7 separate regions of the Homo sapiens genome follow, and regions 1, 2, 4, 5, 6 and 7 are each linked to region 3. The links are chromatin contacts, found by Hi-C or POLR2A ChIA-PET in ENCODE. All regions are on one chromosome and are shown on one strand. Each heading gives the region's core, a stretch centred on a gene start or an enhancer-like site at or near the end of the contact. The rest is flanking DNA. Distances are from core to core; before and after follow the strand shown.

The links. A loop is a pair of places that touch in the nucleus more often than their neighbours do. ChIA-PET counts read pairs that join two places held with the same protein, here RNA polymerase II (POLR2A). Pooled maps may share reads with other maps.
Region 1: a map of naive thymus-derived CD4-positive, alpha-beta T cell shows a loop between it and region 3 (13-fold over the local background). The contact joins the promoter of ZCCHC24 here to the promoter of GHITM in region 3. A Hi-C loop is called at or near these places in 1 of 168 maps with a recorded cell type or tissue (naive thymus-derived CD4-positive, alpha-beta T cell), 1 of 37 single-sample maps with no recorded cell type and 7 of 50 pooled maps.
Region 2: a map of CD4-positive, alpha-beta memory T cell shows a loop between it and region 3 (18-fold over the local background). The contact joins the enhancer-like site here to the promoter of GHITM in region 3. A Hi-C loop is called at or near these places in 1 of 168 maps with a recorded cell type or tissue (CD4-positive, alpha-beta memory T cell) and 7 of 50 pooled maps. POLR2A ChIA-PET finds 5 or more read pairs at or near these places in 1 of 52 experiments (CD4-positive, alpha-beta T cell).
Region 4: a pooled map shows a loop between it and region 3 (14-fold over the local background). The contact joins the promoter of PRXL2A here to the promoter of GHITM in region 3. A Hi-C loop is called at or near these places in 6 of 50 pooled maps.
Region 5: a loop to region 3 is called in a map of B cell, with 23 times the contacts of the local background. The contact joins the promoter of PPIF here to the promoter of GHITM in region 3. A Hi-C loop is called at or near these places in 2 of 168 maps with a recorded cell type or tissue (B cell and CD4-positive, alpha-beta memory T cell) and 5 of 50 pooled maps.
Region 6: a pooled map shows a loop between it and region 3 (11-fold over the local background). The contact joins the promoter of ANXA11 here to the promoter of GHITM in region 3. A Hi-C loop is called at or near these places in 7 of 50 pooled maps.
Region 7: a map of CD4-positive, alpha-beta memory T cell shows a loop between it and region 3 (4-fold over the local background). The contact joins the enhancer-like site here to the promoter of GHITM in region 3. A Hi-C loop is called at or near these places in 1 of 168 maps with a recorded cell type or tissue (CD4-positive, alpha-beta memory T cell) and 3 of 50 pooled maps.

Annotation. Positions count from the first base shown.
Region 1 is chr10:79,444,178-79,447,219 of GRCh38, forward strand. It overlaps ZCCHC24 (zinc finger CCHC-type containing 24), which reads right to left and starts at 1,447. Exons shown (of 4, transcript NM_153367.4): 1 at 1,018-1,447. The coding sequence starts at 1,263. It overlaps LOC105378383 (a long non-coding RNA gene), which reads left to right and starts at 2,064. Exons shown (of 4, transcript XR_946104.4): 1 at 2,064-3,042. RefSeq lists silencers at 1,300-1,359, 1,370-1,879.
Region 2 is chr10:80,186,612-80,189,646 of GRCh38, forward strand. All of the region lies in intron 1 of ANXA11 (annexin A11), which reads right to left. Among named protein-coding and RNA genes, the nearest start is that of ANXA11, 17 kb to the right of the region's middle. RefSeq lists enhancers at 1-33, 1,674-1,773. Within about 2 kb of position 1,345, at least 26 of the 41 ENCODE cell types and tissues checked have a DNase peak (open chromatin) inside an H3K27ac peak, as active enhancers do; they include CD4-positive, alpha-beta T cell, where a contact is called at or near this core.
Region 3 is chr10:84,138,134-84,141,095 of GRCh38, forward strand. GHITM (growth hormone inducible transmembrane protein) reads left to right here and starts at 1,376. Exons shown (of 9, transcript NM_014394.3): 1 at 1,376-1,460. RefSeq lists enhancers at 744-1,313, 1,314-1,883 and a silencer at 1,457-1,656.
Region 4 is chr10:80,406,800-80,410,001 of GRCh38, forward strand. It overlaps PRXL2A (peroxiredoxin like 2A), which reads left to right and starts at 1,752. Exons shown (of 6, transcript NM_032333.5): 1 at 1,752-1,844. RefSeq lists a silencer at 1,531-1,820 and an enhancer at 2,106-2,699.
Region 5 is chr10:79,346,171-79,349,172 of GRCh38, forward strand. It overlaps PPIF (peptidylprolyl isomerase F), which reads left to right and starts at 1,299. Exons shown (of 6, transcript NM_005729.4): 1 at 1,299-1,573; 2 at 2,906-2,936. The coding sequence starts at 1,379. RefSeq lists cis regulatory regions at 966-1,543, 1,043-2,084, 1,043-1,716, 1,043-1,594, 1,043-1,593 and 5 more and silencers at 1,073-1,482, 1,503-1,732.
Region 6 is chr10:80,203,935-80,207,022 of GRCh38, forward strand. It overlaps ANXA11 (annexin A11), which reads right to left and starts at 1,603. Exons shown (of 16, transcript NM_145868.2): 1 at 1,409-1,603. RefSeq lists a silencer at 947-1,826 and enhancers at 2,601-3,088, 3,013-3,088.
Region 7 is chr10:80,470,980-80,474,169 of GRCh38, forward strand. All of the region lies in intron 1 of TSPAN14 (tetraspanin 14), which reads left to right. Among named protein-coding and RNA genes, the nearest start is that of TSPAN14, 18 kb to the left of the region's middle. RefSeq lists enhancers at 264-503, 514-583, 1,284-1,513, 2,146-2,195. Within about 2 kb of position 1,417, at least 15 of the 41 ENCODE cell types and tissues checked have a DNase peak (open chromatin) inside an H3K27ac peak, as active enhancers do.

The DNA of each region.
Region 1 (3,042 bases), core at 197-2,696, 4.7 Mb before region 3:
GAAAACCCCCACAAGGGGAGGAAGTGAAGGCCACAGATGGGTGTCTGAAATTCCCAAATGAGGCAGGAGTAAATGGAGGGAGGGGAGGAGTCCAGCCCACGGAAAGGAGTGGTATCTGGGCAGGCCCTGGAGACTCTTCAAAAAGGGCTGGGAGGTGGTGGCGATCTGTGTATTTATCTTGCTGGCAAAGAGGCGCTGCCCAGTCAACTTTGTAACTGAATCCACCAAACAGGCAGACTTTGCAACACAGCCGGCCCAGGTTTCTGCAGAAGGCGCTGGGCAGCTGGAACCTCTCCCCCCCCCTTTCTAGCCCCCCTCCCAAGAGCTCAAGAGGATTTCCCTTTCATTTCCTTCGAGGCTGGGAGGGCTGGGGACAGCGCAGTCTGTGGGGTCAAGCCCTCAGAAACCACTTCCTATGTGGCTGGGGGAGGGCGAGCAGCTGGAGGACGTATCTGGGGTCCCCGAGTGAGAACAGCAGGAGAAGCCCTCTGGGCAGTCACTGCTCTCCAGGGTGCCTTTCGGGTCGGGAACCGCAGAGGTCGGAGAAAAGATTTTAGGCCCTTCCAGAGGAGCTCCGAGCAGAATCTGCACTCTCGGTCCCAGCCCGCGGTGGCCAGGACGAGGATAAGGTTGGGCGTGAGAAGGACACTTCGAAGGGGCTCCCCGCCCAGGCCGCACCCCAGCTGTCTGAAGAAAATCCGGAGACAACCCCTCCTCAACTCCCTCCCCCAACCCCTTTGGAGCAGGGCTGCCCTGGCAGGGAGAGGGGGCGGGAGAGCTCCGCCCCGGCCTGCATTGCTCCAGCCCGGGCTCAGCCGGGAGGTGACGCGCACCCGGCACCCCGGGGACTTCGGGCGGCGAGTTTGGCAGAGTTGAACGAAGCCAAGCCAAGCCGGGCCCGGCAATGCGGAGCCGGGCCGCGCCAGGCCAGGAAGAGCGGGTCAGACAGGGAACGGCCCGCCACGGTGGGGCGGTGGGGCGGTGGGGCGGTGGGCGGGGGCGCGCGGGGGCACCCACCTCTCCGCGCTGCAGCTGGAAGAAGCTGTTGAGATAGCTGGAGTGCAGGGGCGAGCCCAGCTGCTCGGGGCGGCCCTTGCCGAAGGCCAGCTCCGGGGGTGCGGCGCCGGCGGTCGGCTCGGGCCGGAAGGCATCGAAGGCGCTAGCCTGGTGCGTGTCCTGCAGCGACAGGTAGACCCAGTTGAGCAGCTGGGCGGGCTGGTACACCGAGGCGGCGCTCGTGTCGATGGCCGACAGCAGGCTCATTTTGTGGCGGCGGTGCCGGCCCCTCCCCGGCCGCCCGCTCGCGGCCCCCCTCCGCAGCGGAGGGGCGGGCACCGGGGAGCCTGTGCCCACTGCCCGCCTCCCGAGCCCCGACGGTGATCGCCCCGCGCCCTGCGCCCCGCGCGCTGCCCGCAGCCGCTGCCGCTGCCGCCGCCTCCCCCCGACTGCGGCCCCGGCGCGCGCAGGCGGTGGAAGGAGGCAGCGAAAGTTGGGCAGGAAACTTTTGGCCCCGCCCCTCCGCCCCGCCCACTGCGTCCCGCCCCGCCCGGCGATCCGCTATCTGCCTCGCGGCTGACCCCTCCAGCGGCGGCTCCGGGGGTGGGGTCCACGATGCCCCGCCGCCCACTCCCTGCCCCGCCTGGCACTGTCCTCGCCCTGCATTGGCTGTCTCGTTGAATATGAACCGTCAGGGGTGGGGAGAGAGGGGAGTGAGGCTCATCTGCATATGCAGCACGGCGCGGGCCCGCCCATGCGAGGCCCCGCCCAAGCCCCACCTCGTCCCAGCCCGGCCAACCCAGCTCCCCGAGCTGCCGGGAGCTCAGTGCAGCCCCGGCCTAATCAATTTCGTCTCCCTCTGTCGTCAGCGCTCTTGTCTCGTTCTTTCCAAATCCTCTGCAATTGTTTTTCACTCACTTTTCCTTTCCTATTTTCCCTCCTTTCTCATACTCCTTCTTTCTCTCTCTCTTAGACTAGTACTAGTCTCCTGTGTCCGTCGTCCTTGTATGTGGCGCCCTCCGTGTGTGTGTGTGTGTGTGTGTGTGTGTGTATGTCCTTCTCTTTCTCTCACTCTTCTTGTCTCCTTTCTTCTATTTCCGTCTGGTCTGATGTTTCTCCCTGTCTCTCCCGCTCCTCTCTCAGACGCGTGTACACAGACGCACACACTTCTAACTCCCTCCTCTCGCTATCACCATCGGACCCTCCCCCTCCTACTTAATTCCTTCCATCTGCAGAATCACTTTGCGGGCCGGCTGCGCCAAGGGGGGCCCGGGTTCCTGCCCCAGGAAAGACTCCCCGCCCCCTCCCCCCCCCCTTCTCCTATTTCTGCTCTGGGCCCGCCTCGCTTCTCGACCCTCTTCCTCCACCCCGGCTCCAGCCCTAGCCCGCCCCGGTGCCTTGGCGAGTCGCCAGGACACCAGCCTGGGCCGGGGGAGCTCGGGAAAGCGGCTGTCACCCATCTCGCTGGGACAACTCAGCTAGTCCAAGACTGCCTGGAGGGAGCCCCGCCCCCGCCTCCGCCTCCGCCTGACGCCCCAGGAAGCCCCGGGGCCTTCACCGTCTCTTTCTCCGGGTGGTCTTTGCTGCGCCAGCACCGGGGACCTAGCCCAGAGGAACTCACCGCCTGGCTGGGACCGAGTCACCTCTCCCACTTTCAGTCTGGCTCTGGAGCCATTCCGCCCAGCGTTGGAGTGCCAGCTTGGCCACCGTCCAGCGGAATGACCTCTGCATGACGCCTAACCTCTGCGAGCAAGCCTGTTTTCTCCTCTGTAAAATGGGAGCAGTCATCCTCCCGCCGCCGGGGACATTTGTGTGCTTCCCAGCTTGGGTTTGGTAAGCGGAAGATATTCCATAAAGGACAGCTCTTCCCCGCCACCCACTCCACGAGTTACTCACATCACCTGCAGGGCACCTAACCACATCTATGGTCGCTCGCACCACGAAGGCCTTCAGTGATGACCAAATGCCACCCTTTTTCACCAACCAAGAGGCCCTTGGATCTCAGATCTCCATCTTGTCTATCAATTTGCAGTTATTAATACAAAC
Region 2 (3,035 bases), core at 95-2,594, 4.0 Mb before region 3:
GCCTCAGCCTGCATGAAGCTCCAACCCTGCGGGCACCAGAGCCTGTCCTCAGAATTTTCACTGAGGTGTGGCATGGATGGGGCCATCTTCTCTCCTCCTGCCTGCCTCTCCAGACCAGGTGCTGAGAAGGGGGATGGGGGCAAGTGAGGAGGAACTCACTTTCCATACAACGCAGACCGAGAGCACACAGCGTCACACGCAGATCTCTCCGTCACGCTCCTCCATGGCAGGCTTCCCTGGAAGCCAGGCCACTCCTCTTTGTGGGCAGAGTCACCTCTGAGGCCTGCCCACACCAAACAGGCTCACATAAGAGCCAATGCTCAGTCAAATGCTGAGTCCAATTCAGAATTTCTGAGGAGTGGAAAGTGGGCAGCAGAGGAAGAAAGTGACAGAGACACAGTGCTAATATCTGGCTGCCTCGCAGGCCAGCACGTGATGGGCACTCAGGTCCTGGAGGACGCTGAGGTTCTTGCAACAGACACAGTGGCAGTGACAGAAAAAGCCCCCCACCCAAGTCCTGACTCCAAAGTGTGGCCAGGACCTGCTATAGTTTGAATACTTCTGTCTCCCCAAAATTCATTTATTGAAATCCCAACTCCCAGTGTGATGACATTTGGAGGCGGGGCCTCTGGAAGGTTATGAGGTTGGAGTCCTCATGAATGGGATTCATGGCCTTATAAAAGAGATCCCAGAGGGCCCAACCCTTTCCACCATGTGGGGACACAGGGAGAAGGTGCTATCCTATTTGTGAACCAGAAAGTGGGCCCTCACCAGACACTGAGTCTGCTGGCACCTTCATCTTCAACTTCCAGCCTCCAGAACTGTGAGCAATGTACTTCTGTTGTTTATAAGCCACCCGGTCTATGATATTTTATTACAGCAGCTTGAACGGATTTAGACGGAACCTAAGGATGCACGCGCATGTGCGCGCGTGCACACACACACACACACACACACACTCTCTCTCTCTCTCACACACTCCCAAAAAGGGAAACAGTGGGTTGTGTTTATAAGTGCAGGTGGCAGGGGCGGGGAGGAGACACAGGTCTCTGTCTTTGTTTACCCACTTCCGCAAGGGGAAGCCACCGCCAGTTACACCACCTGAGCAGAGGGAGCTTCTGCCAGGGCCCGCCTAGGAGGGACCAGCAAAACAATGGTAGTGAGCTGATGTCAATTGGGCACAAGTCCCAGGGTGGCTGAGGCTTCCCTGTCAATCCCACCCCTCTTAGCTGTCAGGTCACTCCAGTTACTGCAAAGTCCAACCCAGCTTCTCCCAGATCTCCTGGGCCCACAGGGATGTGCCACACCCCAAGTCCTGTGGTAGTTACTATCTACAAGACAACCCTTGCAGCAGCTCTGCCGGAAGGAAGCAGAAACTTCTCTAAACCCTTCCCTCATTTTGCAGTGGGAGGTAAAGGGAAGCTCTGCAGCTCCAAGACACTGGGCCTGAGCCTCACTGACATTGGCTTTCACAATGTCTACCCCTAGATTCTTGGCAGGCTTCTACCACCCCCAATTACTCTCTCTCACACACTCTAAACCAGCTCCCCCATCTTTTCACGGCCCACACTCCCCCGTCAAGGGCCCCAAACATCACAGGACAGTCACAAGGGACTTCTCAATTCTGCTGCATGAGTTTTACCGCAGCCCACACAGCTCTGATATCATCTTCTAACACTGCTGCTAGGCCACTGGGATGGTACACAGGGTTTGGAGTCCAGTGACAATGATTCCATTCTAGCTCTACCTCTTGTTAGCTGTGTGACCCTGGATATATAGATTGACCACTCTGAGCCTTTCTCCTCACCTGTGAAAAGAGGAAAAATGCATCCATCTCATTACACAGCTGTGAGAATGTAGTATTCTCACATATATATATATATATATATATATATATATAGCACTACAACAGGTATTAGCACACAGCAGGTGCTCAGTTAATTTTAACTTAGTCCCTAGGAGGCATTAGCCTGGAGCCAAGGTCTGGTTCCTAACGCAACTGCTTGCTGTGTGACCCCCCTGGGCAACTTAACCTCTCCGAACCTCCATTCTATCTGCAAAGACCTGATGTACCCCACCTACCTTGGATTACTATGAGGACTAAAAGTAAAAAGAACAGGAACGCGCTTTGTAAAGCAGGACACAGTTATCTTCACTCTGTGACCAACACGCCTAGTGGCCAAAGAAGCCAGGCTCTGACATTTCGAGAGGGAGAAAAGGGTCACAGATCCTGGGCACACACTAAACTCAGGTGTCAGGCTCCCGCCAGGGGACCAGCCCAGCCCACACAGTGAGGGGAGTGTCCAGCCAACCCTTAGGGTCCCGGGGCCTCAGGAAAATGCTGGTAAGGGGAGGGGTAGAGGGAGGGCTTTTCAGAGCCTGAAACTCAGCTACCATCAGCTTCTCTGATTAGGTCCCTCAAAGACATCCCCGGTACCTGTGAATGCGTTACTTTAGGTGGCAAAAGGGACTGTCCTGAGGTGATTAGGGTTACCCGCCATGAAATGGGGAGACTAGCCTAGATTATCCGGGTGGGCCCAATCCAGTGAGAAGCGTCCTTCAAAGCAGAGAGCCTTTGTTGCTGGGTTAAGGATGAAAAGGAAGAATAAGAAGGACAGAGTCCAAGCATGAGAGGGATTCCACCCATGGAGGAAAAGGGCCAAGTGCCACGGAACTCAAATGGCCTCTAAAGCTGGAAAGGGCAAGGAAGCATTCACCTCTAGGGCCACCAGACAAAGACACAACCCTGCCAACACCTTCATTTTAGCACCATGAGATCCAAAAGACCCTGAGATAAAACTGTAAAGATAAAAAAACCATGTGGTAAAATAGTGCAGCCACTATGGAAAACAGTATGGAGATTCCTCAAAAAATTAAACATAGAACTACCATACGATCCAGCAATCTCACTCCTGGGCATACAGGCCGAGTACCTCTCATTCAAAATGTGTGGGATCAGCAATGTTTCAGACATTGTGGTCTTCAGACCAGATGACTTCAGATTTTGGAATACTGGCATCATACTTACCATTGTG
Region 3 (2,962 bases), core at 126-2,625:
GTTGCTGCCAGACTCTTTTATTATCCACATAGAAGGCAAGTCTTTATATTTGTCAAGGTTTACATGATTAGGAATCATAAATCACAATTAACTACTGCTTAGGAGATAAAGGTTCATGAATTTTGCATGTTGTTAATCACCTTATCACCCTTTCAGGGTTTTAATCTGCTCTTTCTTCATGGTATTAAGTTATCACATTATATTTTTTCTATGTTCTGTCTCTACCAGAAAGTAAAGCCACAGAGCAAGGACTTTATTTTGTTAAAATAGTGGTAGCACACACGGGTTTAATTCATTTGCTGTTTTTTTGTTTTTGTTTTTTTGGTTTCTTTTTTTTTTGAGACTGAGTCTCCCTCTATCGCCCAGGCTGGAGTGCAGTTGCGGGATCTGGGCTCACTGGAACCTCCGCCTCCTGGGTTCAAGTGATTCTCCTGCCTTAGCTTCCCAAGTAGCTTAGATTACAGGCACCAATCACGCCTGGCAAATTTTTGTATTTTTAGTAGAGACAGGGTTTCCCCACGTTGGCCAGGCTGGTCTCGAACTCCTAACCTCAAGTGATCCACCCGCCGCGGCCTCCCAAAGTACTGGGATTACAGGCTTGAGCCACCACGCCCGGCTGATTCATTTGTATATATTTCTAGAACAGAGCTTGGTACGAAGTTGAGCATTCAGTAAATATCTGTTGAAATAGAGGGAGAGTGAAAAAGAAAGTAACTCTCTCGCGTATTCCACAACTAGCTCTTCACCTATCAAATTACGCGCAATGGAAACATCTTAGTCCTCAGAGCAATCCTGGGTGCAAGGCAGAGGCGGCTGTTATCAGGCCTATTACACAGGTTTAGGGTGAAACTTGAAAATGTGGGCGGGAAAGTCACAAAGCAATGAAAAAACCATCTAGAAAAAATCTTTTCTGGATGTCACCATCTAACATTTGGCATGAGACCCCAGAAACCGGATGACTCGGCTCAGAAGCAGACACATTTGAAAAGATATTTATCTCACGATAAATTAAGGGACAAAAAGGCCTTCAAAAAGGAACGGAATAAACGGAATAATTTTTAACTCTAACATTACTTTCTTTCAATTTTTACATAATTCTTATAGCTGCGGCGAGTGAAACGACTAAAACAAAAGCAAAACAGAGCTCCACTGCCCAAAACAAAGATGGCCGAGACGACTCCCATGCCCACACGCAAAATGGACGCTGACTATGACGTTCCCTGCAACAATCCTCAACTGGCCCCGCCCCACCAATTTGGAACCCCGCCTCCTCAACCCGGAACCCCGCCTCCCCCAGTGTGGCCGCTTTTCCGACAGAGGCCTGCCCGTGATTGGCTGCTCGTACTATTTACGTCCTTTCGATGTTGCGTCATGCAGTGCGCCGGAGGAACTGTGCTCTTTGAGGCCGACGCTAGGGGCCCGGAAGGGAAACTGCGAGGCGAAGGTGACCGGGGACCGAGGTACTGCTCCGGCTGGCCGGCGGGCGCCCGGGATCCCCGGTGGTCCTGACAGCCGCCCTCACGGGACCGCTGGGTGCGGGGGGAAGGGCTGGAAGCAGCGGTGCTGCTGGCTGCGTCAGGGCCGGCCTGCGCGTTGGGGTCGCAGTCCTGTGGGTGACCTGGTGGAGAGGGCGGCGGCACAAGGCCCTGGTCAGGCGGGCAAGGGCTCAGTGTAGCTGTGCTTCTGTCCTCGGGCAACAAGGTGCTGAGTCATCCTTGCGGCGAGGCCGTACAGCCGCTGCGCTGGTAGCGGCACCTGGGGCAGGGGCAGAGGTGTTGTGGGTTGACAGGGAAGTTTGCTGCCGGGTTCTCATCTGAATCTAGCGGGCTGGGTGAACTTTCTCGGGGACCAGGCACCCAAACTCATCAATGCTCACGGAGGCATAAGCCCTTGGATTAGGGTCGGTAGTATTTTCCCCATTTTATAGCAACGACATCTGAGTCTTAGAGATCCACACTCCTCACAAGGTCACTTCTAACCTGTCAGAAGCGGGATTCCCACTCTGGGCTGTTACGCCACATGGAGGTCACTCTGAGCTGGACCTCTTCGGCCCCAACCAGTGGACTGAGTACTGAGGAAGATACAGGACAGCCATAGGTTGAGATGATGTAATGGCACGAAAGTTCCAAAAGCGCTGGGTGTTTTCCCAAAGGCCGGGTGCCGAATTTTAAGACCCTTAATAGTTCAGTTGCAGAGCTCGGAGGACGCTCGGGTATCTTAAAGCAATAGTTCTTAGCTTTTGGAGTGTTCGTTAAAACACACGTTCTTGGTCTTATTCCTAGGGGTAGAATCATTAGGAGCAAAGAAAGACCCAGGAGCCTACATTTTAAGATGCATCCGGGGCACTTTCAAGCAGGTAGTCTAAGGGTCAACGCTGTAGTCTGAACACGGAATCCTTATGTTACAGATGGGGAAATGGGCCCAGAAGTATATCACTTGCCTAGAATTCACTACAAATCATTGGCAGAGATGGGCTGGTAGCCCCAGTTGGTTTACACTCGTCATTTCATTCTGACCTATTGTAGTCACCTCACCTTAGCATTACAGAAACACTGTCTGCTGACTTCTGGTTGACCACCCATCTAGTATAATGTGCCCTGGAGCTAAGATAATCCAGTTTTTAGCATGCTTTTCTTTTGAAGACACCATCGAGGGAGTCTAATGTAAGGGAAACCTGGTTGGTAACTGAGTTTACTTGTTTACTTTGAAAGACTAAATGTCCTTTACGCATTATAGTAGGACATATAGAATAGGTTAACTTAGAATATTTTTATATCTCATGTTGAAGGAAAGTAATATTTGGTATGATTAGCTGAAATTCATATAGTTGGCTTCTTTTAATACCTTTTAGCTTTGTAATGCAGTATAACCTTGAAGAGCTATTCATGTCTTCTTTGGATGACACTATTCCTTTGCCCAAAAGTTATGTAGATTCTTTTAAATTTTCCCACTGGATGCTGGT
Region 4 (3,202 bases), core at 502-3,001, 3.7 Mb before region 3:
CCGCATTGCACCAAAGTATACGAAATATTTTCTGGCCTTCAAATCATATGCCTAACTCCTGCAGGAAAACTGCATGGGCACTCAGGCTGATCTCCCTTACCCCACAACTTAGATCCACCTCTCACGTTTTCTAAGTTTATTTCCACGCTGTCCCTGGGCCAGGCTCTAGGGTCCCAGAGGTGAAGTGGAGGAATTCACAGTTTGGTTGAGGAGAGACCCCCTTGAATAGATCAAGCTCCCCAAGTGTTGCTGTAAGTTTACATGGAACATGGAGTCTGAGTGGGAAGTCAGGGAGGTGAATCACGGAAGCCTTTGGACTTTGTACACCTGTGGGCAGCTCCCAGATGAAGGGGGGAAGGTGTTGCAGGCAAATGACCACCTTTGACGGGCGGACATCGGCCTGCTTTGCCACTTCACCTTATGCTGCCCTGTGACTGGTCTTTGCACTGTGTCACCGATATGTCTTTTTTTTTTTTTTTTGAGACGGAATCTCACTCTGTCACCCAGGCTGGAGTGTAGTGGCACCATCTCGGCTCACTGCAACCTCCACCTCCGGGGTTCAAGCTATTCTCCTGCCTCAGCCTCTTGAGTAGCTGGGACTACGGGTGCGCGCCACCACACCCGGCTAATTTTTGTATTTTTAGTAGAGACGAGGTTTTGCCATGTTGGTCAGGCTGGTCTCGAACTCCTGCCCTCAAGTGATCTGCCCGCCTTGGCTTCCCAAAGTGTTGGGATTACAGGCATGAGACACCGAGCCCGGCCAACCACTAATATGTATCGTGAGTCAGCTCTGCTGTCTCTGAAAGTCCAACCTCCTACTTTTTGTTTTTTGTTGTTAAGACAGGGTCTTTTTTTTGTTTTTTAAAGACAGGCTGGAGTGCAGTGGCGCGATCTGGGCTCACTGCAACCTCCGCCTCCCGGGTTCAAGCGATCCTCCCACCTCAGCTCCAGAGTAGCTGGAAATACAGGCACGCGCCACTATGCCTGGCTAGTTTTTGTTTTTTACGTAGAGATGGAGTCTTACTATGGTGCCCAGACTGGTCTTGAACTCCTGGGCTCAAGCGATCCTCCCAAAGCCCTGAGATTACAGGCGTGAGCCAGCGCGCCGGACACAACCTCCTACTTTCATGAAAGAGTGGGCACTTCCAACAGGAGGAGTAAGTGGATGAGCGGTGTGTGACACACCCGCCTCAGCGTCGCCCGGAGTCCGCAAGGCTGCGGCTCACCGTTCTCTGCCCCATAGCTGGCATTGTGGAGTGAAAGGGAACGTGGGTGGAGGATTGAGGTTGGAAATTCTGAATCTGTACATACAGCTTGAAGGGGCTCATCGAATGTGTCGGTCCTTTAGATTCCCCCTGCCCATGGAGGTTAAAAAAAAAAAAAAAACCTATCAAAAGAGCTATTCAAAACCAGGCTGAAGATTGGAAGGAAGTTGGCCAGCCTCGGCTGCAGGACAGGTGCTTCCAGGCTCCATTAGGGGTGTCCAGCGCCTTCTTTTGCCCTAGGCAGCGCCCTGAAGAACGCGTCGGGGCCTCGGTTCGCGGACTTGAGGAGTGGACCGACCGAGCGCTGTGCGTAAAAGGACCGCTGGGGCACACGCCCGAGCGCCACCGGAGCTAGGAGACCGCGGCCCGGAGGTCGGCGAGTCGGGGGCAGGCCCGGAGCTCCTCCCACGGGGGGCGGGGCGGGTCACATGGCGGTGGCGCGGTAGCGCGCGATGCAGCACAGGCTAGAGGCTGCGCAAGCGCGGGGCCCGCCCCTGGGACCCTCCGGGCCGGGCGGTTTGGCCCCTTAGCGCCCGGGCGTCGGGGCGGTAAAAGGCCGGCAGAAGGGAGGCACTTGAGGTAGGTGCTGCGCGCCGGGGCTCCGCGAGGCACGTGATGTCCGTAGGCGGGGCCTGCCGCGGCGTAGGTGGGGAAACTGAGGCAGTGCAGGGCCGGTAGGGTGGGTGCTGGGCTGGTGAGGCGCGCCCCTCGGGCCCGCGCCAACTTTCTTAGGAGCCGCCGCAGCGCTGGCGCTCCCTCCGAGGACGACGACCCTTCCGCCACCCTGCGTGGCGGCCGATGGAAAAACCCTGCGCCCAGACGTCGGAGAACGGAGACGGGGACCCGGCGCTGCTGCGGCGGGCTAGGGCCCCCTCTGTCCACGCCCGCAAGCCTTGAGTGACGCCGGTGGCGCCAACCTTCGCGAATTGTTGGGACAAAGAACAGAGGAGAGGGCCCTGCCCTGGAGCATGGGCCCGGGGGCCGCCCTGCTGGACCAGCCCCAGGTGCGGACCTGGCAGTCCTCGTCCTCGTCTCTGTGCCCGCTTAGGGTCGTGTCTTTTAAGAGGGCACGGTTTCTAGCGTTGTTCAGCGTTTCGGAGGCACCTGTTCCCCCTCTTTCCCAAGAGTCACAAACGCCTGACTTTAAATTGGGTAGAGCCCAGTTGTAAACTTAACAGCCCTGCTGAGGTCTAGGAATGAAAAGATGAACAATCTGCCCCCAGGGTTGTTGCTGGAGCGGGAGGTGAAGGCGCAGGTGGAGATGGTTAGAGGCAAAGGAAGGGAAGTCAAGGCCCAGCCGGTCCAGGGCTGTGGGAAGGAGGCACACCCGGGAGTCCACTGCCGGACCGGGGTTCCCAGCTGCTCCTGCGCCTCTTTTCCTTGCCACATCATGCTGTCTGCACAGCCCAGCAACCCAGAACTCAGCTTTTTTGTTTGTTTTATTTTAATGTATTTTCCTTTGAACCTGGCAGGTGGTTTTTCAAAAAGAAAATAATCAAGATTTGTTTTGAAAAGCATTGTGAAAAAGTCAGCTTGAATAGTCTTGAATGCTCCTGCTCGGGCCCAGCTTTGGAGAATGAGGATTGGGATTTCCACTGCAGACCCCGACTCGTTACCATACTCATTCATCAGAAAACTCTTCATTTTGTGTACAAATAACGTTTTGAGGGTAATCATTGCTCTAGAAATGAAGAATTATACATCGTATTTATTGCACTTTTTGTAAGGTACCTCACAAGGCACCTCCTATACATTTAATCCTTTGATTCTTGCAACTCTGTAGAAGGTAATTAAGGAAGCATTCCCATTTTACTGATGCAAAACAGTTCCTTGTCCAGGTTTATACAGCTTGCAAGAATTAAAGTTAGATATTATTCTTGGTGTGGGCCTTTCCTATATCCCCGTCTTTTATAAGAGCATGTCATTTAGTTGAGACC
Region 5 (3,002 bases), core at 49-2,548, 4.8 Mb before region 3:
GCCTGACCTGTTCCCATGAGCCCATTCAGGATCTGGGGCAGGTCAGTCCAGAGCTGGTCCCTACTCCTGCCCACCTGCCTCCAAGGCTCAGCCCCACCCCTTTCTCTGACCCCTCAGGCCTCTAACTGAGACCGCAGCTCTCTGAATCCCAAACTGTGAGAAAGACAGTCCAGACTCTGTCCATCACAGATGCCCACAGGCACAGTACTTAGTTGACAAATCCATGTCTCTCTCGTTCATTTTATCCTAAGAACAGACACGAGAAAAAAGCAGGATGAGGAGCATGATCGCACCCTTACCCTCCAGATGGGAAACTGAGGCCCAGAGAGGCCTGGAGCACTGGTGCAAGCTGGTAGCAATACTCCAGGGCTCCCTAGCCCTAGCCAGTGCCTTCCTGTGTCCAGGCCTCAGCTTCCCCTGGGGACAGTACAAGTGTTGGGCCAGATGCTCTCTCAGGTCCCTGCGTGGCATCCATTTATTGCAGACCTCCCACCACCTTGCAGTGAGGGTGGCTCTGGCTGCTGGGAAGCCCACTTTCAGCACGTGGGGTTTAAATGCTCCTGCTGTGGGTCTCCCCACTGAGTCCCCTCCCAGGGTGCATGCTGATGGGAGGGGGCAGCTGGCAGTCTGCCCCGGGGCTGTCAGTGTGGGTCCTAGGAGGAGGGATCAGACCCAGTCCTGGGGAGGGCTGGGGGCCTGAAAGGAGCATGATGAGCCCAGGCTGCGTTTTCAGTCTTGCTAGAAGCAGGTCTGGTCCCCAGAAACAACTAGAGACAGGCCCAGGCCGGGACAAGCAGGCTAGGGGGCATCATGGGAGGTGTCTCAGCTTATCTCCTCCCTCTTGCGCCTCTAGCTCACTAATCCCGCCTCTCATCTCACCTTTCTCTAACCCTCTCAGACTGCAGGACCTAGGGCAGCAGGGAAGCTTATTTGGCCTGAGCCTTACCTGCAAAGGGCTCAAAGGTAGACTTTTGCTATTATATTCAAATTGCAACGTATAGATGCTCATATTTTGGAATTAATTACGTTTTAGCAGTTTTTCTTTTTTTAAAAAAATCTGCTGGTACCTTAATAAACATGGAACCAGCAACCTTTTGCCAGGTGTCTGTTCTCCGGGTCTCTGGGCCTGGAGGCGGGAGTGTTTCAAAGCACTTCACGCTCCGCGGCCCCACCGGCTGGCTGCGCTGCCCGCTGCGGCCGGCAGGGGTAGTCCACGGACAGGCCTGGAGGAGGCGGGACGGGGGCAGGGCCGGGAACCTGGGCAAGCCAATAAAGGCTGCGGCGCGCGGCTGCGCGGGACTCGGCCTTCTGGGCGCGCGCGACGTCAGTTTGAGTTCTGTGTTCTCCCCGCCCGTGTCCCGCCCGACCCGCGCCCGCGATGCTGGCGCTGCGCTGCGGCTCCCGCTGGCTCGGCCTGCTCTCCGTCCCGCGCTCCGTGCCGCTGCGCCTCCCCGCGGCCCGCGCCTGCAGCAAGGGCTCCGGCGACCCGTCCTCTTCCTCCTCCTCCGGGAACCCGCTCGTGTACCTGGACGTGGACGCCAACGGGAAGCCGCTCGGCCGCGTGGTGCTGGAGGTGAGACCGCTCGCAGGGCCGGCCTGGGCGCGGGACACGGGCCCGGGGAGAGCCCTGGGCCCCGGGCGGCGCGGTGCCGGGCGCGCTGGGTGACCTTGGGCCTCCCCATGCCGAGCTCTGGGCCTCAGTTTCCCCATTTCTGAGAATGGGCGTCAGAATGATTTCTTCCGGCCTCCCTCGGAGCACTGGAGCGGGGGAGACGGGAGGGAGGGCACGTGTGGAGGAGAAAGCTCAAGGTCAGATCGCAGAGAGGGAGGGCTCAGCACCTCTGGGCCGGCCCGGGCACGAGGGAGGGGCTCCAGGAGCCTTCTGGGGCTGAGCCTAGATCCGGAGCTCCGAGGTGGGTGTCGGGGGTCTTGGGGTGAGCGTCGTGGCCCAGCGGGTGCTCACGTGGCGGCCCTTGCACAACACGGAGCGCTTCCTGGCTCCGGCCCCGCCCCTGCGGTCGGGCTCACACTGGGGGTGCTGGGAAATGGAGCGAGAGGTGGTTTCCAGCAGTAGTGCGGGCCCAGTAGGCCTCAGGCCCCGGCCACCTGGTGGACCCCAGAATGCCCCTCCTGCGAGTCGGGACACACTCAGAGACAGTGTGCCCGGCGCCTCAACCCCTGCCACTGTCCTTGGGGGCCACACTGAGCACCTCCCCTAACTCTGTTTTTGGGTCTTTTCTAAAGCAAAGTAAGAAACAGTCACCAGGGTAGCTTTAGAGGGAAAGCCCTAGTGGAGCCTTCAGGTCGGCCACACATTGACAGCAGGGGTCTGTTTGTGTTGACTGGCCCGTATCCCAGGGAGCCCTTAGTATTTCTTCTTCATTCTCAGTTTCTTCTGGAAAATAGGGACACCCTTCCTGCTTCCATTTGGTTCCAGGGTGGGTCTTGCAGCTTCGAGGGTAGAGGCTGGCTGGGATGGGGCTTCAGCCTTCCCTCCCCACACCCTCATGCCTCTCCCTGGGCCTCAGTTTCCCAACCCCGAATGGAGGAGCTGGTCTGGCTTCTACCTTAGACACACTCTCTTGTCCCTGAATTTCTGATGCTTTGGGCCCAGCTGTGGGAGCACTGCCAGCTGTGTCCACAGAAGTAGGCCAAGATAGCATTGTCATCTCTTCTGACAGATTAGGAAACCAAGGCCACCTCCTCCAGCCTTGGGTTCAGGAAACGGCTCCCAGAAATGATAGAGCTGCCTCCCATGGGGGTTGGCAATAATGGGAATGGAATGTCCACGTGCTTCTTCCTTAGCCTCCTTGGCCACTGTGGGGGTGGGTGGGTGCTGAGAGACACCCACCTTCACCTGCCTCTCCAATGACCATCCTCTTTTGTCCTTCTTCTCCCCCAACAGCTGAAGGCAGATGTCGTCCCAAAGACAGCTGGTAAGACAGGGCCTGGGGCCTTCTGAGATGGGTCTAGAGGGAAGGGGGCCAGGCAGGGCAAGGTGG
Region 6 (3,088 bases), core at 353-2,852, 3.9 Mb before region 3:
TTTATGACCCAGGCCTGCCTCACACACTTTATGGCTAATGTGGGTGACACCCATCTGGGATACACAAGTGTGGTGCAGCAGTCACCACCTGTTCTGACTGGTCCGTACCTGAGCTCTGTATTGTTATTAAATAAATGAATGCACTGAATCTCACAAGCCTGTGAGGCAGGGATTACTATTACCCCCATTTTACAGATGAAAAACCAAAGCACAGACAATAGTCAAAGAAAAGATAGCAAGGTATGCAGGAGCCTGAAGTAGTGGGCACCCAATGCCAGGGCAACAAACTGCCCTGGCACCTCACCTGGCCTCTCTTATCAGGGAACACCTTGCAGCACAAAGAATGCCTTGAGGAAAGGGGCCCTGTTAATCCCCTGGAATCCCCAACAATTGACTGCCGCATAAAAGGAATGAGGAAAGCAATGAGAGCCAGTGAAGGGTGAGCATACCAGGCCCTGCCCTGCAAACCTAGTCCCTGTTGCGTGGGCAGGGCAGGGCAGGGCAGGGCAGGGGCTCGGCCTCACAGCTCCACTCCATGCCCAGCGCAGAGAACAGAGGGGAGAGCTACCACAAACGCCGAATCTCTACAGAGAGGTCAAGGATTGGAGGGCAGAGACAGAAATGCCCCGGGCTGACTGTTTCCAGCTTGGGCTAGCACTGGCTGGCTTAACTTTTCCCCTCCAAAGTCTCTAGGTAACAAACTTCGCGTGTCTCCTTTAAACCAACAGACCATTTTACCTAAGTCTTAAGGGCCTGGCCTGCACCCATGGGAGATACAAGTCCAGGAATCCCTTCCTGAAACTGGGGATCAAGGTTGGGGAAGGGGCGAAGGCACGCACAGCACCTGGGATGGCTCCCGCATTCCCTCAAACACTGGGGAGAGTTCCTTACAAATAAACTGCAATGGTAGCAGCTCCCAGGAATGTGCGTGCTCCCAGTTTCGGAGGAAAGTTCCTGAAGATAGCCTTCTCTGCTTAATCTCCCCAAGCCTCGCCTAGAAGGGCGCGCGCACCCTGGAGGGCTCCGCAGGGCTGCGGGGCCGGGCCTCCGGCACCCCTCCCGCCACCCGTTGCCTCCTGCGCCCAGGGTCACGGCCCCTGGCCCTACCCAGGCCCAGACTGAGACCCCGACCCCTGAGCCCGGGGGGACGGCGAGTGCACCCCGACCACACATGAGGGAGCAGCCCCAGACGCCGAGGCTGATCTAGGGGGCTGCCAGGCCGACACGGCCCGCCCGCGACCCGCCGACGCCCTCCCCTGCCCCCCACCCCCACGCCTGTAGTGCAACCAGGAAGCCGCAGGGCCGCGCTGGGCTGGGCGCCAGGCAGCCCCGGGCCTCACCCGCGGCGCCGCGGTGCACTGCCGCCGCCTGGTCCCAGGCCCCCAGCCGGCTCGGGACCCTCACTCACCTGGCCACGGGGACTCCGGACGCGAGGGGCGAAATGGGACGTGGGCGGGAGTGGCTCTCTCCGCGGGCGTCCCGGGCGCGGCGCCTGGGTTCTGCCTAGGGGCTGGGTCCCACTCCCGCTCGCGGGGCCCGCGGGGCACTCGGGGCACTGGGGAGCCGCGGGCGCAGCAGCCGTCAGCGCCGGGCGGAAAACTCCGCGGGCGCGGCTGCCCCAGGTGCCAGAGGCAGTGCAAGGGAGGGGCGGGGCCTGAGCGCGGCCCCGCCCCCAAGATGAGGACTGGGCACGGCGGGCCCGCGAGGAGCAGCAGCCTTCCGGCTGCGGAGCTGCTCCAGGAAGTCTCGGGCTCCGGAGGTCCCTCTGCCGCCCCTAACCCCTGCGGCGCCCAGTGCCGCGCAGAGCCGCATTCGCCCTCCTGCAGGGGTGGGCATTTCCTAAGTCCTCTCCAGCCCCGTGTGCGTCGGTTAGTGACTCTCTTTAAGGTCGAGAAAACTTTTTACACTGAAAAGGTCAAACGCATTTCCTTTATAGCAACACTCGGTGGTGGTGGAGGGGGGAAGGTCACGCACAGTATGTGAGGAAGGGAGCGGTCAGTGACTATCGTGGAGAAACCTGACAAACCACCCAGCCGTCAAGGTGACCTCGACAGGGGTAAATCATACTGATTGCATGCACCGCTTGTGGTCTTCCTCCCAAGAACACCTAACCCCACTGTAATCATGAGGAAAACATCACAAATCAATTGAGGCCCTTGCCATATACATGACCAGTACTCCTGAAAACTAGCAAGGTCATCAAAAACAAGGAAAGTCTAGGACACTGTCACAGCCAAGAGGAACCCACGGAGATATAAAAATGACTTAAGATGTTAATAATAGGAAAAGCCCGGGTTTATGAGAATTCCCTGTATTCACACTTTTTCTGTAAATCTAAAGATGTTCTAAAAATAAAGCATATTTTTAAAAGGTCACCCAGGTAATATATGCATATATGGTAGGTATACAATTTTTTTTTTTAATGAGTGGTGGCTGACGCCTGTAATCTCAGCACTTTGGAAGGCCAAGACAGGAGGATGGCTTGAAGACAGGGCTTCCAGACTAGCCTGGGCAACATAGTGAGACCCAGTCTCTAAAAAACTAAAAATAAAAAATTCAAAAAATGAGTAAAAATTGAGATTCACTCTTCCCTCCACTCCCCCAGCCCACTCTTAGGTGTGTCCTTCCAAATATCTCTCTTTAACACTGTGTGTGTGTGTTTACATAAACGTATTGTTTACAAAACGATATTGCAGTACTTTTCTGCAACATGTTTTTTTACTCACTATATCTTGGAGGGTCTTTCCATACAAGTGCTCCTGAACAGACCTGGTTCTTCCCATCCACTGCACACTGCGCGCCATCGTGCGCTTCACCATTCTTCATTACCTAGCTCCTTACTGAAGGACATTTAGGTTGTTGCCTATGTTTGGCTGTTACAAACAAGCTGCTGGTTCGATTTTCCTTTTTTTTTTTTTTTTTCTGAGACGGAGTCTCGATCTGTCGCCCAGGCTGGAGTGCAGTGGCGCGATCTCGGCTCACTGCAACTTCCGCCTCCCGGGTTCAAGCGATTCTCCTGCCTCGGCCTCCTGAGTTGCTGGATCTACAGATGCCCACCACCACGCCCGGCTAATTTTCATTTTTAGTA
Region 7 (3,190 bases), core at 167-2,666, 3.7 Mb before region 3:
AAACTGGGGAGCTTCTAGATGTGCTGCCCTCATCTAGTACAAATTTAAACTAGCTGCTTTAGGGAGCATTTCCTGACCAGCTTGCCACCACCACCACCTCCTTCTCTCTGCCCTCCAGCACCTACTTGACTGCACTTAGTGAAGGGAGTCATGTTCTGAGTTCCCTGAGTCAGGCACAGGTCCCACTCTGAGTTGGTGTTTGTCTCCACGGCCTCATTCTCGGTGTCTTACATGCAGCAGTGCCCTGAACATGTAGAAACAAGTCTTTAGGTGTTTGTCTCCCACAGCAAAAGTCTTTTCACCCCATGGGCTTGGCAGGCGAGCCTGTGCACTGATGGATTGCTGGGTGGTTTGCTTCAACCTTGCTGATCTAGGGAGGCCACAGGGCCCAGCCCAGTCCTCCTGAGGTCTGGAGGCACAGCACCTTGGACTCCCTGGGTTCTTGTTCACATTGGGAATACTAGTGTAGACTGGGCCCAGACTCTCCACGTTTGTTTGCAACTAGCTGAGGAAGAGGCTCTGATGTGCTCTTACCAGGGGCATATAAAAGGATTCTGTGTATAGACATTTCATGTAGACTTAGATTTTCAGAAACAGGCCTGTCATGATGATCAGGGTATGGGTATAGGACACGTGCACTATGCCTGCTTTGGCCTAGCATCCTCCCTTGAGTGGGCAGCTTCACCTTCAATGGCAGAGGGAAGTAGGTTGGGACATCAACTTGGAAGTCAAGGTGCCAGGCCTCCTTTTGCCTAGCCATTTGAGAAGTGGGGGTGGGGTGGGTAGCAGGTGTGGGGTGAGTGGCAGGTGTGGGTGACCAGGCCCTGCCTCACCTAGGTGGGCAGGTGTTGCCCTGAGGCTGCTGGTGCAGTTGAATGAGCTGCCTGATGAATCATTCTGAAAATCTCTCATGGGTGCTGGGCGTGGTGGCTCATGCCTGTGATCCTAGCACTTTGGGAGCCCGAGGCAGTAGGATGGCTTAAGCAGGAGTTTGAGACCAGCCTGGGCAACATAGGGAGACCCCATCTCCCTATGTAGCTGGGACTGCAGGTGTGCACTGAGGTAGGAGGATCACTTGAGCCCAGGAGGTCAAGGCTGCAGTGAGCTGTGACGGTGCCACTGCACTCCAGCCTGGGTCACAGAGTGAGGCCCTGTCTCAAAAACGTAAAAGTGAAAATCTCCAATGGGGCCCAAGGCCTGAATGTTTTGTTTGCTTTTTTTTTGTTCCTCCAAGAAGGACCACAAACTCTATGTTTCAGTTACTTGAAGCCAGTTATTTTGTAGTATCTCCCTTAATTTAAGTTTGTTTGTTGTTTCCTCATGGTTAGCTGCAAGTTTTGCAGTTTTGTAAGGAATACTGCGGAAATGGTGAGTTCTAGGTGCATCCCCTTGGGAGGCACATGATGTGGGTCTGAGTCATTACCGGTGATATTGACAATGATCGCTTGCTTATGGTGATGTCTGCTGGGTTTCTCCCCTCTAAGTTACTATTTTGTTCTTTGTAAGTGTCCTGTGGGGAGATACTTTGAGATTATGCAAATACAGTATGCTATTTCACATCAAACTCATGACTGGTTTTAGGACCCATTGCAGATTCTTGGCACAGTCGGTTGTTTCTGTCATGGGTGTTGAATGCGATGATTTAATTCCATAATTCCTTCTACATTTATCATTTAACTATACAGAACTGCTGTAGCTATGTATCATTGTGCTACACATAACTTTTCCTTCTTTCCTGTTTATTTATCTCTGTGTGTGTATTAGAATGGGCTCATGAATTCTTATTTTATTCAATGAGTTAAAATCCGTTGTTATTATTGTTTATTTTGCCGCTCAGATTGTTCCAGATTTGGCCAGTGGGGGCTTTTTCAAGCTGCTGTGAATGACAGCTCTTCAAAACATGCATTTCCAAGTCTATCACAGTTCTGTTGAACTAGTTGCCATATGATTCTGGAGGCAGCTCCTGAGCCGTTCTGCTGTCCTGTGGAGCATGGCGTCAGTCACAGTAGGCCCATGGTTTTTAGTGTGCACCTTGTGAAGCCTTCCTTTCCCCCAGCCACCTGAAGATAAAAGTGTCCTGCTCTGCCTGCTTCCATGTTGGGTTTCTGGGTCAGAGTTTCTTTGAACAAAGCCTCCTGTAGCTTAAAAAATAATAAAAATAGTAAGCTTGGAAGTCACTGGACTAGGTGACCTCCATTCCAGGCCCAGTGCTTCTCCCACTGAGGACTCCCCTGACTCAAATCCACCCACTCTGCTGCTTTCCTGATGACAGCACTGAGGTAGACAGAGGCCTCCTCTCACCAGGTTAATGAGGAGGCCCCTCGGTGTCCTGAAACTTGGCAGGTTTTGGGTTGTGAGTTTTTGGTGGTGGAAATTCACAGTGTTTCAGTCACTAAGATCAGGGTTTTTACAGGATGCCAGGCACTGAGACCCTCAGACCCTTTGGAGAGCCTGGTGGAGCTCAGAGCTGGGGCCCAGCCTCTCCTGCACCTGCATGTGGAGGCCATCCAGGGCTGGCGGTCAGGGGCTTGATGGCCTTGGAAGCTGGGGGCCCACCTTCCCCACACTGTGCCAGGGCAGTGTTTGTCACCCTGTGATAAAGGAGGGGATCCAGCCCCCCTGACGTTGTGCAGCTGTGTAGTGACTTCCCACAGTAAAGAGTCAAACTTCTTCACTCCAGTGAGCGGTTGCTGCCACCATGATGGGTTTTTTTTTTTTTTTTAAATTAAAGTTTTTTTTTTTCTTTTTTGTTGGAAACCACAGGTTCACATGCCACGGTGTCTGATTTTGCAGTGTTTCTGGTGGCCCCTGGATTTGGCGTTTGGGTTAATGAGGGAATGGGTCAGGGATGTGCATGGACAGTTCTGGCTCTAAGGGGTGAGTCAGAGAGAGCCGAGCCCCTCCTTCCATCCTCAGAGGGTGAGATTGCTGTGGGCAGCTGAGCAGCCTGCCCTGGCCTGCCTTAGTGATTCTCTCTCCTACTGGGGCCCATTCCCTTTCATATTCGCCTGCCCCCTCCTAGGCTTCTCTCCCTGGGCCTGCCTGTTCCTTTGGCCTGTGAATGTTCCTCAGCACCTAGTGGGCTCTAGAGACCCCCTTCTCAGATGGTAGGAATGTCTAGGCCCCAGGTGCTACTAGAGGTGCAGCAGAAACTCCGCCTTCCTTGGGGGATGTGGCTGCCCTTCCTTGG